2 separate regions of the Homo sapiens genome follow, and region 1 is linked to region 2. A link is a loop called in an ENCODE intact Hi-C map of the cell type or tissue named here. Cell type or tissue: PC-9. All regions are shown on one strand. Region 1 overlaps SLC9A4 (solute carrier family 9 member A4). Region 2 has its middle 3.9 kb from the start of SLC9A2.

Region 1 (5,000 bases), 100 kb after region 2:
GAGGAAAAAAAAATTATCTCGTACCTATAAGGCTGTCTCACTAATCTTAAATTCATTTCTAAAGAAATAATTGACTTAACCGGCAGGCCCCCACTCCAAATAAAACTGGTTTAAAGATTGCCTTGAGATCAGAAATTAAGGCAAATGCTTATGACTGATGCAATGTAATACAAAAATTCAAAATATGCTTTGCCACCCGGCAGACTGATTCTCATTTAGATAAGCACCCATACCTTCCGAAACCAAGGGCTCACATAAGTGAAATGGTCTAAACTGCATTAATCAGCATTCATCCTTCAGTGAGCAGGTCAAAGGCAAGGAGCCCAGGTGAGGTGCACCTCTCATAGACTTGCGTAGCTCTCTATTCTTTATGATTATGTTTGTGTGGCCTTTTTTGTTAACGTCATGACCCTACCAGAGTATGGTGTCCATGAGGGCAAGGCCTGTGTCTGCTTCAAGGTGGCTGGCACATAGGAGGTGTCTTAACAGACAGGATTGGATCAAAGGTGTCAAATGCAAGGGGGTTGCAAAAAACTCAGTAACTAAGGTAAGTCAGATTTAAATGCAATATTTATAGATATAAAGGTCAATGCAAAAAATTACTGATGAATATAATATCAACATTTTAAATAATAGAGGATCGATATGCCTGATGTTTCCTTTGCCTGGGGCTCCACCATGATGCAGCAGAGCACTGCCAGTATATATCTGTCAACACTTTTCCATTTTAATATCAGAAGTTTCCTTAAAGCCATGTGATGAGCAGCATCAAAACAAACCGACAACCCCTCCACCACCCTCAAAGAAAAGTCACTAAGAAATAAGGCAGAAAGCTTTGTATTATACTGAGATATCCTCAGGGATTATCTCAGTATAATACAAAGCTTTCTGCCTTATTTCTTAGTGACTTTTAGTTAGGATTCTTCTCAGGCCATGTAAGAAATGCAAGGGTGTTTCTGATTTATTAGCAGGCAAGGGATGAAGGTGTTATCTCAGAAATAACACTCAGGCAATAGAGACAAATTTATTGCTACCTATTCTTAGCTCTTCTTCCAACTTCCTTTTTAAATGTGAAGACATAATTGAAGCATATGATCAAGTGTTTTTACCTGCTGAAGACAACAGGATGGAGGGGGCCCATGTTCCTTATCCTAAATATATGTTGTGATTAATTTTCCCAATAAATCAGTTGTTGGAGAAAAACTGGGCATCTTTGGGAAATTAATGAGTTCTTTTGACATTGAAGGGGCTCTCATTAAATGTCAGAGTTAAAACAGCTTTAAGAAGTATTTAGCCAGCTCTTGGGACAAGTGGCTACCAGAGGCTCTACCACGTTGCATAGAAAATCGTCTTGTAATGATGGGTTTATATTCCAGTATCACCCCTCCCTATGTCCTGCTTCCACAACTCCCTGTTCCCCAGGAATCCAGGCAACTCCCTGCTTCTACTCCAAGCTGGTCTCACATAGACTCAAGACAAATTTCACAATCTCATGTAGACCTTCGCCTTAGATGCAATTACAAACACAACTTTCTCTTTACATAGACCACCAATGACCACACCTCTTGCTCTCATCACTCCTTCCCAAATCCAAGTTATCATCTCAGAAAGTTAACTCATCTCTCATGTAAAAGAGGAAGAGAAATGGCTTATGGGAAGAAACATAATGGTAGGAAGGACAGAATCACATGCACGGGGGTCATGTCAAGAGGAAAATGAGACAGTCTTGTAAAATATGCTGCAATTCTACACATTCGCTTGCCCTTCCCTCCCAAAGAAAGATGTCATACAACTCTAAGGAAGCAACATTTGCTAGAAAGTAATTTTCAGAAACTAGGTAAAATATGTGAGCTTGGGCCAAGCCATAAAAATGCCAAGACTTAGATTACATATTTTAAAAATAATTTCTTCTTTATATTTCTGCCTCTTTACTCCTCGTATACCTTTAAATGAGGCAATGAGTCAGCGCCCCTTGGAATTCTGACAGTGAAAGTTTAGAACAAAGAACAGATATGACTCACTGATGGGGTATGGAGAAAGCTGTAGAGCTCAGTATCCCAGTCTCCACCATCTCGATGGCTTGCTTCATTTCCAGCTTCTTGTACAAAGAAACAATGCTTGATTTGGGTAGGTTCTTTCTGATGAGGATTTTCCGTAAGTATCTATGATCAAACTTCTTAAACCTAAAAATGAAAACCAACATTTTGGAAATCTTGAACGTCTGTATGTGTTACATTAAGTATGCATTTCTCTTGAAACAAACTACTTACTACTTAACTTTATTCTGAAGAAACATCAGGACAGTGCCTGGAATTCATAGCATTTGAACACATTTTTTAAAAAAATTCATAGCATTTATGCATTTTTTAAAATAAAAAAAAAGAATGGCCTACTGGCCTGAATACATTGAAAATCAGCTAAACAAAAGGAAGGGACAAGCTGCAATCAGGGCAAAAAGTGTGCATAAGTGAGGCGCGGGGGAGGCCCAGCCCAGCTCAGCTCCAATTGTAAGAGAAGAAATGAGGGGGCTGAAGCTTTTGAATAAGTGTTCCATTCTAATAGCGCATAACAGCGGCAGCTGCACTTACAGTAATACTGGCCTATTCAACCAGAACCCAATAAGTTTAAATGGCCCGGTAGTTACAGTAGTTTTGCCCCATTATGCTGCAGATCATTTTGAATCCTACCAATTAAGGGGAAGAAAAAAACCCTACGTATGTCCCAATAGCCTGAATGATGGAGATTCTGAATAGGCGAGACTGATGGCCGCTGACTATTGTAAGGAACCTCTGGCCAGCCCATTCGACTGAGCTGCGCTATGCATATGGTGCCTTCAGAGTCAGCCATTTGTTTGGAGTTGGAATTTTCAACACTTTCAATCATTTTACATTCAAAGAGTAGTTTGCCCGCCTGCTTTATTTTCCAGAGGGGCACATAGCTTTCCGGGCTGCTGGTTTATTATCTGGCAATTGGTTTCCTGGTCTGTGAGGTGCTAAGCCCCTCCAGGGTTAGGGGCTGGCTTCCTGAGCTTTGCTGTCCCAGCTCGGCTCAGACCAGGCCTCCTCTTATTCCAACTGGGTCGATCTTCTGTCTTCTAGTTTTCTGCCCTCATGAGAAGCCGCGGTTCCTGTGTATTCTCAGCCCACGGTAATCACCTCCCCAACCATAACACCCTCCCTGACTTTCTTCTCACTGAGCTCGCCTTGACCTTGCCCTGTTCAACTCCAGAGGCTGCCCTCATTCTTCCCATACTGGATGCTTTGTGTCTCCTGACGTGCTGGGTCCTCCCCTCTGCGCCCTCCACACCCTGACTCGCTCGTGCTTCGCTGCCAGCCTCTCTGACCACTTCTTCTCAATCTCCTTCCGCACTTTCTTTTCCTTGCCTGCGCCACGAGAGTGAGAGCTTCTCAGAGCCCCATCCTCAGTGAGCTTCCAGCTACTCACTGACAACTCTAGCCGCAACCTCCCTCCTGAACTGGAAACTAAGTCCAGTAAAACAATACATTCTGAAAGGTGAGATATGGTGAAGAAGAGGGATTTGGGCATTTTAAAAAAGAATTACTATATTTGAGAATCTTAAAGATCTTCCACCATGGCCTCCCCAACAATGGAGGAATCCCTTGCCAGGATTCCTAAGGAGGCACCAAGCTCCCTTTCTAAACTCCTTTTCTAAGCTGGCCATTCCGTGGTAGAGCTGATCTTATCATTGGGAACCTTGTCCTTGTTTTTAACTTAAATATTACTTTTCTAATTTCTACCCACTAGCTGTACCAGTTCTCTCTGAAACAACCTACACCAAGTCAACTGCGTCTTCCACCTGACAATTCTTCATTTTCCAGGCTTAGCATGCCCTGGAATTTCAACCACTTCCTGTAGGGGATGGCTCAGGAGCACTTTATCTTCTTGGTCTCCATTCCCTGAATTCTCTCTGATTTTATGCCCAGCTTCCAATGGAACCTTTAGAAGTTTGTCAGGGAGTGAAACCCTCAGCCTCCTTACTTGTCTCTCACTTGGTAGTGACTCCAGTGCCCACACACATCTTCGATTCCAGCCTTTAAGTGATCCATCAGCTGCCAAACAAACACAAGAAAATGATTGCTGGAGAAACGCGAACTCTGAAAGACACACAGGACAACTAAGACACTTTAAAAAACAAAGGAGCCTTTAATTTTCTGGAGCCTATCTGACTTTCTATCACTGTGTTCATGTAATAAAATATTTGGTGCCTTTCATAGTAATTTCATAGTAATTTCAACTTTGGTTTAAAGACTCTGTAGATAAGTTTCTTCATAATTCACATAATACGTAATGAAAACAGGGCACCTGGCATTTGCTTTGGATAATACTTTTCTAGAATGATCTAGGAAATTTCTCATTACTGAAATCACTCGGAGGATAATTAATAATAATAAAATATATCATATTTAAGATATTATTAAATAATTGTAATAACTTACTTTTAATTTCATTGCAGAAGAAAAGAACACACTGTTATCCAATCATATAATTTCTGAAAATATAATTCTGTTAATATTCTACTATAACATAGAATAACAAAGTATCTCTCATTTTAATATGCTCGTTTGATCTGAGTAATTACATATGACCACTTAAGCAAATTATATTGCATTTGTTTTAACCCAAATTGTTTATGGAAATTTAGGAAAAAGTGCAATCTTCAAAATAATTATGAAATTAGTCTCCAAATATTTTAAATTTGAAATTATTGAAGTCTATACTGGCTTCTGAATTTTGTTTTGAAAAATAGTTTGAAATATTAAATTAATTATTAAATAATTAATTCACTACCTTCTACCAAAAATTATAACTTTTTTGAGGAAAAGAAAAATAAATGAGAGAAGAGTGAAATATCCAAGTTCCATGGACTTAGGTGGATTATGCAATATGTCGAAATAATAAATCATAGGAGATAAAGATAGATGTTAAGTTGTTACATGTTTTAAAACAGTCACTACTTATCCTTATCTGTTAATTATTTT
Region 2 (5,000 bases):
TAAAGATATTATCTTGAGAAGAATCATTGGGCATCCAAAACTCAGCCTCCCCTTCTCCTTTCACTGGAAACGTTTATTAAAGGTATGTGCCTAACATACCCCTGTGAAAAGGCAGCAAATAAGAGATTTTTAAATTTTTTGAGTATCTGTCTCTACATGGGAAGCTCAATACAAGGCACTTTACTTGCATTTTTTTGTCAATCGTAAAAATCCAAAGAGGCAGATATTTTTTACCCATTTTATAAGTGAAGAAATATAGTGTAGAAATGTGTAAAAATAAACAAATAGACTTAATCAAGTTTACATATTAAGTAAGTGTCTGGATGGAATTCACACCCAGGCCTGCCCAGGCTAACACTGGTATCATCTCACCCTCTACCCCATGACTAGTTGCCCATAAACAGCACGCTATATTCTCAGCTACTTTAAAATAAGCAGTGGAGAATATTACAGGGATTGTTCAAAAAAGTTACAGCAGGATAAAGTTTTGGTAAGTGAATCAGGCAGTTCTACAAACTTAGTGACATAGTAATAGGGAGAGGGCACATTTAGACAATACTTTCTAGGAGTTTGTCACACAACACTTTTAAGAATAATTGTGTATCATGAACAAGAAAATGAATGACAAATCTGTTTCCGGGCCCTCACTGCCTGTAAACCTTATGTGGTATCACTTCAACTTTATACATCTATGCTACTGCAGTTAAAGGCTATCCACTTTTTTTTACATTTGAAAAAAAAGTCGTTTTATTTATTCTTGTAAATGGGAGGCGAAGAAATTAGTCTAAAAAGACATTCTTTTCATCTTTCCCTTAAAGCAAATTTAAAAAGAGTTAAATTATGCCCCTATGCTGAGAGCGACTTGGCCTGGCTATTTCTTCAAAGTGCCCTCTGACTAGGAGCTCAGCCGTGAAAGTGATAACACCACCCATGGGATGACTGAAGCAAGAAGCGAAACGTGTGTACACATTTAAAATCCTTTAGTGGTTTCTTAGCGACCTTTGGACGTCTCACCTGGTAGCTGAATTTCTGGACTAATTGGGGGGTCTTCTTTTATGCCCTTTGATCTCCCATAACTTTTCAGCACTTAATCATTTTGCTTTTCTCCCACTGAACATCTCTGTGAAGGTATTGGTCTGTTTAACTCATTCTTTTATCTTTAGCTCCTAGCATATTGCCCGGAGACAGTGAGTACCCGCTAAATATGTGTTGGACGAATAAATGTATGAATTGACGGTGAAATCAACAACTCTCACACACTACGGATCTGAGCTGCAGGGCTTTCTCACAGTTAGGCCAGTTGCAGGATGGACATGAATTCTCCTAGTTTTACATGAAATGTTTTCTCCAGTGATCCCTCATTCACATTTTGGCATCTCTCATGTCTTTTTTCCCCCTTCTACCCAAATGATGTGTGAATTTAATCACATTACAAGATTTCTAAATATTTTTAGAAATTATAGTTACCTGATTTCAGATTGACTTTCACATAGCATAGAAATATTTACTAGGAATTTATGAACCTTCTAAGGCAAATGCGTACTTTTCTCTGCACTTTGCTCAAGAGTGGTCCATTAGAATATTACTGTATTTAATGGAATACTTTAATAGGAGTAACTCTCCTGAATTATACAGCCATCAAGCAAGAGAGTAGATCTGGCATCACTAGGAATCACAAAGGATTTTGGAATACTTCCTGGTACAAGGGAAAGAAACTAGTAAGATAAAGCTGAGTTAGCTTAAGAGGACATGCACCTTAAAATATAAAACTGTGAGCTGTGCAGAGGAGATTAGGATCCTGACCTAACCCAGGACTGATCTTAAATCCCCCGCTCCTGCACTGGAAACTTCAGGAGGAACTGAGGTTTAACTTTGTGTCTCTTGCCATACAGAACTTAGAGCTTACTGAAGAGTTGTAGAATGTTGAAACCTCAGGAACTTCTGTATGAAGGAGCAGGTAGAGGTCTCTGCATGCCAGCAAACATATTCTTCACAACTCCAAAAGGTTTAATGTGCTATCTGTCTTTTTCAGATGCAGAGTGGAAGCTGACACAGAGGAAGGGAACTGCTCATTAGTGGCAGTAGCTCTTCTGCACCACAGTGCGGCGCCAGAGGTTAGCACCTCCCTTAGAAGCTAGCATGCAGGAGCAATGTATGCTCTATCAAGAGACAGAGACCAGGGAACGGCTCCATCCTCAGATACCAGTGTAATAGTCGCAATAGTTACTAATAATAGTTAGATATTAATATGTCATACTATTCTTTGCACATTTTTATAATATTCATATTTTATATTCCCCTTTCTTTAAAATGTGCATTGCACAACCACTAGCCATTAGTTGTGTAATATATCAATTGAGAATCTTTGCCTATAAAAAGTTGACTCTCATAATACTGTTGATTTGGTTATTTTATTATTATATTTGAAAGTTCTCAATGTTTAAACTACTTTCTTTTTTTAAGAGACTTAATTCTCAGCAAAAATCTAAGGACTTCTTCTTAGAGAGCAGTCATGCAGTGGCGTGAACATTTTACTGATGCCCACAGAATTAATACTTTCCTCTCTTTCTTTTTGGCCAAATATATTTGTTTCAGCAGAGAAATGTTTTGCTTTATGAAAAGGTACTTTCTGCAAATTCAAGCTTATAAATAATCTTGGTACTTTTTTGTTGTTGTTTGGTTTTGTAGAGATGGAGTCTCACTGTGTTGCCCAGGCTGGCCTCAAACTCCTAATAATTCCTGGACTCAAGTGATCCTTCCTTCTCAGCCTCCTAAGTAGTTGGGACTAGAGGCACACCACCACACCCAGCTAACAGTGCTACTTTTAATGTTGAATCCTCCTAATATATTTAAGCTAAGAGTCAGCTTTCAGATATCCAACCACCAAGTTTTTCAGTGCTTTGGTTTTCCTCCATAAAATAAGGGACTTGGGGACAAGTAACTTTATGTTTCTTTATAAAAGGTTTTAAAAATTTAAGATATTAATCTAAAACATCCGTGTAGAATGGACACACACCTACATCCTGCTCCAGATACTGTGATGTCACATGTGGGAAGAGAGACTCCCTGTCCTTTCAACTCTGTCGTGTATCATCTGAACTCTGACATGCAATGCAATCAGAAAGCAAAAACTGAACTGATCTTGCAGGGAGAAAAACTGAGGTCTGTCTTGGGTACTGATGCTTATATACCCTACTTCTTAGGGGAAAGAGAGATACAGAAATAAGGATGATTTTAGAGGGATAGTAAATGACTTTTACAGTTCCCATAGGAACTTCTAAATAGAATTCTGTTGTTACATATAAGGCACACTCACTCATCGATTCAACAAATATTTGTAGAGTATATATAGTTGCTAGGTACCTGCAACTAAGCCTCTTTGTACCTTTGGGGACCCAATAAATGAGAGTGCTTCAAGGGATCATGGCAAAGATTTTTCTAGAAATAGGAGTGGGAAATAAGGACTACTTTTGCAAATGTATATTTTGTTTACTATTCTAGAATTTACTTAACTGCTAACATACTGGAAATAGAAATCTGACCATTTCCAGTCTTGGAAATAGAGAAAGCAGAGTCAAAAATGCCTATCTTCAAAAAATGCCAGTCTTCACTCAAGCACCTTTCTCCACTTTCCACTGCTCTACGATCTTTAGTAATTTCCTAAGGCTTTTGAGTTTCCATTTATCCAACCAAAGTTCACTCTAAAAAACATGTTTGTGTAGATCTTAACTAACAAGAGTTTACCTCAGAAAATCTCTTCAGCTGCTTCCAATCTGAATGAGGTCCAGATTGTTCACAGACGACTGTTTCTGTGGTTTCTTAGTAATTTCTTTATGGGGAAGAAAATCTGGTGAGTATACCTCTGAATCTCTGTACTCCCTGCAGTCCCTGAGCTCATATTGTTCTACTATCAGCCTTAAAACTTGAAAACATCTAAAAGGGACAACATTAGCTTAAAACTTAGTGGGTATTACATTATGCCTTACCTATCTTTACTTAGGTTTTTCATCCATCCATCCATCCATCCATTCATTTCTTTATTTGTACAACCAAAAATTAAGTATTTTTTAGCTTTCTGAAAATCAACTATGTGCAAAGCATTCATTCCTGCAGGAGATACAGAGATGGATCACATGAATCTTGCCCTCGAGAACTATAGAACATGACAGAAGAAATATAGTAATACTGTTGGGGCTAAAGTAAGTTTTTCTTTACCCTCAGTAGTTTTGCTGAAAAACCAACTCACAATAAGGCAGATTAATAAGAGAAGAGGCTTTACAAATTTATTACTGCCATGAGCATGGGGAGAATCACAGAGTGGTTTGCCAATATCCCAATAGGGTACCAATGCTATTATATTTCTTAGGGAAAAGGGAGATAGGGAAGTGTGGATGATTTTAGGGGGATACTAAATTATTTTTACAGGAATTTAATGAGCTTGAAGAGCATGCAATGGTCTGGGGCAACATCTGTTGAGCCCATAGAGCAGAAAATTGTTTGTAACAAAAGTCTGTCCAGGTAAGTTGACAGACTTCAGTCTTCCTTCCTCCAAGATAAGTTCAGTTAATGAAAACTCGAAGAAGGGACTGGAGGTAATTGTTTTTTCTGTTTGGTAAGTCCAGACTTTAGGCAGATAAGGCAACTTCACAGAAAAACTTTATCCTGTACTTAGGGGGAGATGGTGGGTAACAGGAAGGCCAGAGAGACCTTGGGGCCTCTTCTTCAGTTCAGCATGTACAAAGTACTATATTTTCAGGTATCAGTTTTTGAGCCCCAACATTAGCAGTGGCTAATATTTGCTGAGTACACACAATGAGACAGGCTCTTTTTCAAATGCTGTATCCACCATCTCATTAAATATTTATAATACCCTAAAATTATAGCTATCATTGGGGTATCTATTTCACAAATAAGAAAGCTAAAGACAGAAAAATTATGTAACTTGCCCAAGGTCACACAGCTAGTCAAGACTTGAATATAGGTAATTTGACCCCAGAAGT

Evidence for each region. A loop is a pair of places that touch in the nucleus more often than their neighbours do. Peaks named below come from ENCODE experiments on the same cell type or tissue, not always from the same donor. Only the 100,000 strongest peaks of a DNase experiment are listed, where the experiment ranks them.
Region 1: a loop joins it to region 2, with 5 times the contacts of the local background. A loop is called at or near these places in 29 of 110 quality-filtered maps.

The regions. Positions count from the first base shown.
Region 1 is chr2:102,511,273-102,516,272 of GRCh38, reverse strand. It overlaps SLC9A4 (solute carrier family 9 member A4), which reads right to left. Exons shown (of 12, transcript NM_001011552.4): 7 at 4,000-4,070; 8 at 2,022-2,183. Among named protein-coding and RNA genes, the nearest start is that of SLC9A4, 41 kb to the right of the region's middle. In PC-9, no CTCF peak of the experiment used is centred here; DNase peaks (open chromatin) are centred at 232 and 2,012; H3K4me3 peaks cover 362 bases; H3K27ac peaks cover 2,935 bases.
Region 2 is chr2:102,613,134-102,618,133 of GRCh38, reverse strand. No RefSeq gene overlaps it. Among named protein-coding and RNA genes, the nearest start is that of SLC9A2, 3.9 kb to the left of the region's middle. In PC-9, CTCF peaks have their summits at 1,879 and 2,084; a DNase peak (open chromatin) is centred at 2,133; H3K4me3 peaks cover 155 bases.